Linked DNA regions of Homo sapiens: region 1 is linked to region 2. Evidence: chromatin loops called from intact Hi-C (ENCODE). Cell type or tissue: PC-9. All regions are shown on one strand. Links, peaks and the distances in the headings refer to the core of each region. The heading gives the core; the rest is flanking DNA. Region 1 overlaps SNTB2 (syntrophin beta 2). Region 2 overlaps TANGO6 (transport and golgi organization 6 homolog).

Region 1 (4,395 bases), core at 92-4,091, 200 kb after region 2:
TTGTTCACTTCCTGGGCCTAGAACTATCCTAAGCATAAATGTTAAGGGGTTATCTCAAAACCCCTATAGTGTGTATCCATATTATTGAAACAATATTGAGTAACATTTTGTTCAAGCATTAGCCAATGTGATTGCCTTTCAGAACTCTGGGCTTTTCTCTGTAGTTTCTATATAGGTGGAGAAAGGTGGAGTTTTTTAGAGACTTTAATCACTGTAAATGTCCTTCAGAATACCTGCGAGAGTCCTAGAAATGAGACCAAAGTGGGGGAGGGGGGAACTAAAAGGAAGGGAAAGGAAGAAAGGCGGGAAGTGGGGAGCAGAAAGAAAGAAAACAAAACAAAAAACCCTGGCACCAATATGACAGCTTCAAACTGCTGTATCCCCAGGGCTAACAACATAGTACCAGGAATTTTTTTCTCTGCTTTCAGGCCTATAATGAGGAAATTTCTGTCTGACCAATATCAGGGGCACATCAGCTGCTGTACTAAGTTTCTTCAAATATCCTGGAATTGTGGTGAGTTTGAACCCGTTAGCTACCACTTCTACAACTGTTCTTGGAGTTGTGTGGATGCAGTCCCATTAGATATATATAGAATTACTGGTTTATCTGTGCTACATCTTAGTAAGCTCCCATTACTTTCGCATTAGGATTAATAGAGGTGGAATTTGAGATGTGCTTTGGGAAATGGGTATGATTTGGACACATGGAAGTGAAGAAGTGAGGGAATCAATATAAATAAGGACACAGGAAAAGTCAGAGTATACCTTTCTGCAAGTAGTTTACTGGGTTGTGGTGGCCTGTGGTTATGCTTGAAATCTTTTGGTGGGTTTTCTTGTGCAAGCAGTTTAGTAAGATATTTGAGGGGACAGAAGAGAAGAGATGGTTGGAAAGATGAATTTATACACAAGACTTTAGACTACATTCCTTAGGCAGTAGCAAACCATAGAGACTCTTTTAAATCGGGAGTGGCCTGGTATGAGTTGGGGTCTAGGACAATCAACCTGGTAACCTTGTGTAAAGGCATGAGAGAAGGGAAGAGGGTCTGGGCAAGGAGATCAGTTAAGAGGCCAGTACAGATACAAAGGGACAACTATTGTATGAGTCCACCTATGTGAGGTACCTAGAGTAGTCAAATTCATAAGGACAGAAAGTAGAATGGTGGTTGCCAGGGGATAGGGGAATGGGGAGTAATTGTTTAGTGGGTATAGAGTTTCAGTTTGGGAAAATGAAAAAGTTCTGGAGATGGCTGGTGGTTGTGGTTTCACAACAATGTGAATACTTAATGCACTGAACTGTACATGTAAAAAATATGGTTAAAATAGTAAACTTTATGTTGTGTATATTTTACAATTACAAAAAAAAAAAAAAGCAGCAGCAGCAGCAGCCACTACAGTGGCTGGTCTGAGTTAACCAAGGCATGTTGGCAGTGGAAACTGAGGGGAGTAGGTAGGCTAGAGAACAATTTCAGATGTGATTTGGCACCTGATTAGATGTAGCGGGTAGGGACAGAGAGTGGTCTGCAAAGGTTTAGAGAAGCATTTTCCAAACCTTGATCGAGCATGAGAATTAACCACCTGGGCAACCTTTAATAAAATACAGAAGAGTGTGCTTCACACCAGGCTAACTATAGTACTGGTTTAGATCCTGGGTGGCGAGAAAGATGATGATGCTAATCCTTATAACTACAAGAGTGAGCACAGGAGCAGGGGATAAAGGATAATGAAGATTAGTTCTTGTTTGGATATGTTGAATCTGAAGGATGGGGCAGCACCCAGGTGGTGGGATTGGGGCCAACAGGAGATATTGGTTCTAGAGAGCTGTGTCAAACTGGAGATCCAGCAGAAAGCTGACAGGGATGAGAGGATAAAGTGAGAAGTGCTAAAATCAGAGCCTTAGGAAACACCTGGATTATAGGGATAGGAGGAGAAAAAAGGCACTTAAAAAATAAATGGCCAGAAAGAAGGAATACAAAACAGCTGGTAGAGTGCATTGCCATACATATTGGAATGGTCGAGCATAAGGATTGAGAAAGGGCCTTTGGATTGGGTAAGAAAACATTGATAACCCTTTAGAATGCTGTTTTAATTCAGAAGAGATTAAGGAGTGAAAGGAGAAAATAGAAACAATAAGCAGAAATTGTTTTGTTTTGATTTTCAAGGAATGGTGAAGGGAGGGAAGAGCCAAGTCTGGGTTCATCAGGTCAAGGGAGTGCTTTTTCAGTTTGGATAAACTTGGTACTATTTTAGGCCAGCATTTCTTTTTTTTTCTTTCTTTCTTTCTTTCTTTTTTTTTTTTTTTTTGAGGCAGAGTTTTGCTCTGTTACCCAGGCTGGAGTGCAATGGTGCGATCTTGGCTCACTGCAACCTCCGCCTCCCCGGTTCAAGTGATTCTCCTGCCTCAGCCTCCCGAGTAGCTGGGATTACAGGCATGTGCCACCATGCCTGGCTAATTTTGTATTTTTTGAGTAGAGACGGAGTTTCTCCATGTGGTCAGGCTGGTCTTGAACTCCCGACCTCAGGTGATCCTCCTGCCTCGGCCTCCCAAAGTGCTGGGATTACCGGCATGAGCCACCATGCCTGTTAAGCCAGTATTTCTATGGAGCACTTGTGTTTCGTGGATCTTCTGCCTACCTCCTTCTTTTCTCCCCAGCCCTTTAATAGTGGAGTGTCTGCTTTCTCTTCCGTACTCACTTCCTTGCTTGTGCTGGAAGTCTTCCATTGGCTCTTCTAGGTCCGCTCCTTCTCTACATGCCATCTGTCCCGGACGCTGACCTGCGTGGACAACATCAGCAGACTTCCTTGGCCTTTGGTTTTTGTTGGGTTTGGCCAATGTAGAGCCCCAATAGGACATTGGAGGGAAAGAAGGAGGAGGGTGAGGTTGGAGCATTTATCCCCTTGGCCCCCAATTCGCAGGTCAGTGCAATCTGGCTGAATTGACTGAAAGTCACTGCTCCTCTCACATCGGTCTCTATAGGGCTCTTTTCTTCTGGGTTTGGTACCCACTCTCTTTCCTATTTCCTTCAGGCCTACATGTGGAAACAGCTAATAGCCATGGGATACTACACTCTATTTTTCCATGTGGTTTCCCTGCACTCTGCCCACATCTTCATAAGTTGTCCCTTTATTAAATCCCTTACTATCGTTTCCTGCTGGGATCCTGACTGATACAGTGATCTTATCCAGTTTCATGGCATTAAATAGCAACTATATGCTAATAGCTCCCAAATTTATGTTTTTAGCCTACACCCATTTCCTGAACTGCAGACTTATATATCTAGCTGCCTGTTAGACTTGATTGTCTAATGTATGTCTCAAGTTCCTGATCTTTCTTCTAAAGCTGTCAAGGGGAACGCTATCCTTCTAGCCTTGTTCGGGACAAAAATCTTGACATTATCCTTGACTCTTCTTTTTGCCACCCCCTTATGTAATCTGATGTAGAATCTGACCACTTCTCACCACCTCCACTACTATTCCCCTGGTCCAACTCCTATCATCTCTCATCCCTGTTAACCTGCCAGCTGGTCTTCCTGCTTTTGCCTTGGCCTTCTTTTATTCTATTTTCAACATAGTGGTCACTTGCTCCTGAAAATCTCCCAATAGCTTCCTGTTTCAGAATAAAAGCCAAAGTCCTTGCCATGACCTAAAAGGCCGTACATGGTCTGCCTCCCAGCCCCGTTACCTTTGTGACCCCATTTACTACTCTGTCCCCCTCACTTACCCAGCTCCAGTTACTCTGGGTCTCCTTACTGTCTAACACTCCTGTTAGTAACTCCTGTTACTGTCCTAACACTGTCTCCCTGGCTGGAATGTTTCTCCCAGATATTTGCATGGCCAACTCCCCCATCTCCTAAAGTCTTTGTTCAAACATCTTATTAATGGCTTACCCTAACTACCATATTTAAAATTTACAAACTGACACCCTGGGCAGCATTTCTGACCCCTTCCCTTGCTGTGTTTCATTTTCCCATTACACTTAACATCTTCCAATATACTGTATAATTTACTTATTTTATTTTGTAATTATCATACTGTACAATTGAATTTTTTCCCCTTAAGGTATACAGTTCTATGAATCTGGACACATACATAAATTCTTGTAACTGTCACCACAATCAGGATACAGGACCATTCCATGGTTTCAGAAAACTCTGTTGTGCTATCCCTTTATAATCATATCCCTTCTCACCCCTAACCCTTAGAAACCACTGAATTTATTTTTATTTATTTATTTATTTATTTATTTAGTCAAGGCAGGGTCTCGCTCTGTTGCCCAGGCTGGAGTGCAGTGGCGCAATCTCAGCTCACTGCAACCTCTGCCTCCTGGGTTCAAGCCTCCTGCCTCAGCCTCCTGAGTAGCTGGGCTTACAGGCGTGCACCACTATGCCTGGCTAATTT
Region 2 (4,395 bases), core at 108-4,107:
CTTACATGAATGCCTCAGAAAGGTTTGTTGTCATTCTTGTTAATTGTATCTCTTCATTGAGATTTTAAAACATTTTTCTGCCTACCAGGAGCCAGGCAAGGGTACAGTGGCTGTTACATTCAACTGTTTGATTTTATGACATAATTAACTATATATCAGTTTTGCAAGTAATTTCCAGTCTTTCTTTCCTGTGTTAGTATGGTCTTTTAAAGTAATTGAGCGCTGGCCAGGCACAGTAACTCATGCCTGTAATCCCAGCACTTTGGGAGGTGGACGCGGGCAGATCACCTGAAGTCAGGAGTTTGAGACCAACCTGGCCAACATAGCGAAACTCCATCTCTACTAAAAATACAAAAATTTAGGTGGGCCAGGCTCAGTGGCTCACACCTATAATCCCAGCACTTTGGGAGGCCGAGGTGGGCAGATCACAATGTCAGGAGATTGAGACCATCCTGGCTAACACGGTGAAAAACCCCTTCTCTACTAAAAATACAAAAAATTAGCCAGGTGTGGTGGCGGATGCCTGTAGTCCCAGCTACTCGGGAGGTTGAGGCAGGAGAATGGCGTGAACCCGGGAAGCGGAGCTTGCTGTGAGCCAAGATCGCGCCACTGCACTCCAGCCTGGGCGACAGAGTGAGACTCCATCTCAAAAAAAAAAATTAGGCATGGTTGTGTGCACCTGTAGTCCCAGCTACTCAGGAGAATCACTTGAACCTAGGAGGCAGAGGTTGCAGTGAGCTGACATTGCACCACTGCACTCCAGCCTGGGCAACAGAGCGAGACTCCGTCTCAAAAAAAAAAAAAAAAAGTGAGCACAGGCTGGACACGGTGGCTCATACCTGTAATCCTAGCACCTTGGGAGGCCAAGGCAGGAGGATTGCATAAGCCCAGGGGTTCAAGACCAGCTGGGCAACATGGTAAAACCCTCATCTCTACAAAAAATAATCAAATTAGCCAGGCATGGTGGCGCACACCTGTAGTCCTAGCTACTTGGGAGGCTGAGGTGGGAGGGTCACTTGTGCCCAGGAGGTCAAGGCTGCAGTGAGCCCTGATTGCACCACTGCACTCCAGCCTGGGTGACAGAGTGAGACCCTGTCTCAAACAAAACAAAACAAAACAGAAAAAATACGTAAAGTAATTGAGCACAGAAAGTCCTATTCCATATTCAGGAAGTCTCTGAAAGTGACCCCTGCTGACTCACATCCGGTGTACACTACATTTGTAGGACTGGAATATCTGGACATGCTGAAGAAGATCAGTTAGAATATTTCTGTAACTCTTTATTCCCTAGGCTGAAACTTTCATCAATGGTACATTCACATTCATGCCAGGCTGTGAACTCTGAAGTCTCCTTAGCTAAATCCCCATGATCCTCAGTCTCTAGAAGCAGCTATGGTTGGGACCATCTTTTTTCCTTTGATTTGATGTTCTTAAAGGGGGACAATTAACAGTTCTCACTTTTGTGGAAATATTAGCATTTGACCTTACCTTTTACAAAATGCATATAATATACAGTACACATATTCCTTCCCACTCTCTAATCTCGTTCTTGAATTCCAAACTGGATTTTGCCCTCTACCAGAAAAGTCAGACTGCATCAAGATCTCTCCCACTAGATCTCACCCTCTTTGTTGAGGATTAAGCAACTATCCAGCCCTCTCTAAGCCAGATTGCTCTTGATGAATGTGTAGTAAGTGGAACACAGTTGAAAGGTTATAGGTAATTGTGCAACTCTGATTCTTATCAACTTCATCTTCCTTCATCCTCCTAGGTAACAGCTTGCCTGATTGCTGTGGCCAAAACAGATGGTGAAGTTCAAGTACGCAGAGCTGCCATACATGTGGTTGTGCTGCTGCTTCGGGGACTCAGCCAGAAAGCTACTGAGGTCAGTCCGTCTCTCGCCCTTTGCAATTTCTCCACCTCTTTTATTTGTCTATTTCTCAATCTTCCTTTTACCAGGGAAGGCCTCAAACCTCTTTCCTCGATGGATTCATCCAAATGAATCCATCAACAGGGATTTTGTAGCAGGAAAATGACCTTGTTTGTATCTTCGGTGTATGTCTCTATTACCTCAGTAACATATTGGCCAAACTATATACTAAGAAAAACCAGAGCACAAGGTTGTAGATTGAGGCCCTGAATCCTGGCATTGTCCTCATTGTTCCAAGGTGAGCTAGCTAGAACACATTCACCCTGCCTCTGCACCCTGAACTTCAGTGACTTGCCTTTCTGACTCATTTGATTGTTCATGCTGAATTACTAAAGGGCCTCATTGAAGATGTTTCCTTTCTAGCTGAGTTCAATCTATGACATGTTAGGTGCTGCATAAATTAAATTTTCTTCCTCCTTCAAGTGGGTTTGGCTGGATTTCTCCCCAGCGTATGGCCAATACAGGAAGAAAGTATATATTTACATATATATATATATAAAAAACCATATGTGTGCTGAGAATGAGCGACCTCTAAATTAATTTTCGTCTTGATTTTAATGGAAACACATTCCCAGTTGACTTCCTATGGAAAATTTGCATTAATAATTCACCACCCAGTATCCACAATGCTCATCTGTGGCTAACACATCAGTATTTAACCAAGTGTCAGTGAAGCCATTATAAAAGTGACTGTTTTAGGCCAGGCTCGGTGGCTCATGCCTGTAATCCCAGCACTTTAGGAGGCCGAGGCAGGCGGATCACCTGAGGTCAGGAGTTCGAGACCAGCCTGACCAACATGGAGAAACCCCATCTCTACTAAAAATACAAAATTAGCCAGGTGTGGTGGCGCATGCCTGTAATCCCATCTACTCGGGAGGCTGAGACAGGAGAATTGCTTGAACCCGGGAGGCGGAGGTTGCAGTGAGCCGAGATCTTGCCATTACACTCCAGCCTGGGCAACAAGAGTGAAATTCTGTCTCAAAAAAAAAAAAAAAGTGATTGTTTTATCACACACACACATACATGGGCTTTATTCATCCTAGAATGTTACCATATGGAGTTTCTGATGCCATTTTTGTACAGGCAGGGACTCAGTAGTTATCCCATTCCTTTCCTACACAGCCACCTTTTCTCTTTACGTAGTGACTTGCTGTTGTTGCACCTCACTAGCGAGGCCATTGGATTTCCCAGTGCTTTGGGAATAGTGCTTTACCCTCGGCTGCATTTCTCCCCCTTCTCCTCCACCTTGTATAGGTTGAGGTTTGGATTGAATGAACTTATCTGCTATGAGCATGTTCAACTACAAATTAGAAAAACTTCAACTACAATGTCCTAAACAAGTAAGGATTTTTCTCACATCACAAGAAATATGTAAGTAGGTGGTGTCTGTTTAGCAGCTCAGTATCAACAGGACCAACATTTCTATAATCTTTGTGGCCTTTGCCTCATGGCTACAAGATAGCTGCTGCAGCTCTGGCCATTGTGAATGATTTAAATGAGAAAGAAAGAAGATAAGAGAAGGACAGCCCTAGGTGCTTTTTGTTTCTTATTTTGGGGAACTAGGACAGTTTCCCAGAACCCCCCAGGAGAATTCCTATTTCATTGGCCAGAACTGTGTCAAACAATTGTTTCTAGCTGCAAAGGAGCCTGACAATGTATTTAGTTGGCACATTGCTACTCTGAATGAAATTGAATTTTAGTCAGCAAGGAAGATGGCAGGAAATGGATATTAGGGTGGCAACTAATAGTGACACAAAGGAATATGGGGAAGATCTGGCTGACTCATAAAAACTTCTGTAGCCGGGCGGGGTGGCTCACACCTGTAATCCCAGCACTTTGGGAGGCTGAGGCGGGTGGATCACCTGAGGTCGGGAATTCGAGATCAGCCTGGCCAACATGGTGAAACCCCGTCTCTACTAAAAATACAAAAATTAGCCAGGCGTGGTGGCAGGCACCTGTAATCCAGGCTACTTGGGAGACTGAAGCAGGAGAATCACTTGAACCTGGGAGGCAGAAGTTGTAGTGAGCCAGGATTGCACCACTGCACTCCAGCCTAGGTGACAGAGTGAGTCTCCTTCTCAAAAAACAAACAAAAAACTTCTGTAGGGACAGACTTGCTCATTAACTTGGAGCACTCACCTGGAAGGATGGAGGCTCCAGGGTTTTACTTAGGACCTTGATGGGGATGGGGGACATATAGATCATAGCTCAGTAATTTGTATAATTAAATAAATTGCTATAGGGACAATAATACACATTGCTCTTATTGAGAATCCACTGTATGAGAGGGAGTTAAGAAGAATCAGTGTTTTTCATCCATTGTTAAGATCTACAAAACTCTTGGCAAAGATGTTGTTAAGTAAGTTGTTAACAGTAGGGGAATGGAGGGGTATACAGGGACTTTGTACTATCTTTGCAACTTTTGTGTAAATCTAAAATTATTTCAAAGCAAAAATGTATTTGAA

Evidence for each region. A loop is a pair of places that touch in the nucleus more often than their neighbours do. Peaks named below come from ENCODE experiments on the same cell type or tissue, not always from the same donor. Only the 100,000 strongest peaks of a DNase experiment are listed, where the experiment ranks them.
Region 1: a loop joins it to region 2, with 13 times the contacts of the local background. A loop is called at or near these places in 1 of 110 quality-filtered maps.

What each region holds. Positions count from the first base shown.
Region 1 is chr16:69,235,320-69,239,714 of GRCh38, forward strand. All of the region lies in intron 1 of SNTB2 (syntrophin beta 2), which reads left to right. Among named protein-coding and RNA genes, the nearest start is that of SNTB2, 50 kb to the left of the region's middle. In PC-9, for the core only: no CTCF peak of the experiment used is centred there; no DNase peak of the experiment used is centred there.
Region 2 is chr16:69,038,537-69,042,931 of GRCh38, forward strand. TANGO6 (transport and golgi organization 6 homolog) reads left to right here. Exons shown (of 18, transcript NM_024562.2): 17 at 1,772-1,885. Among named protein-coding and RNA genes, the nearest start is that of HAS3, 65 kb to the right of the region's middle. In PC-9, for the core only: no CTCF peak of the experiment used is centred there; DNase peaks (open chromatin) are centred at 1,195, 1,725 and 2,245; H3K27ac peaks cover 1,514 bases.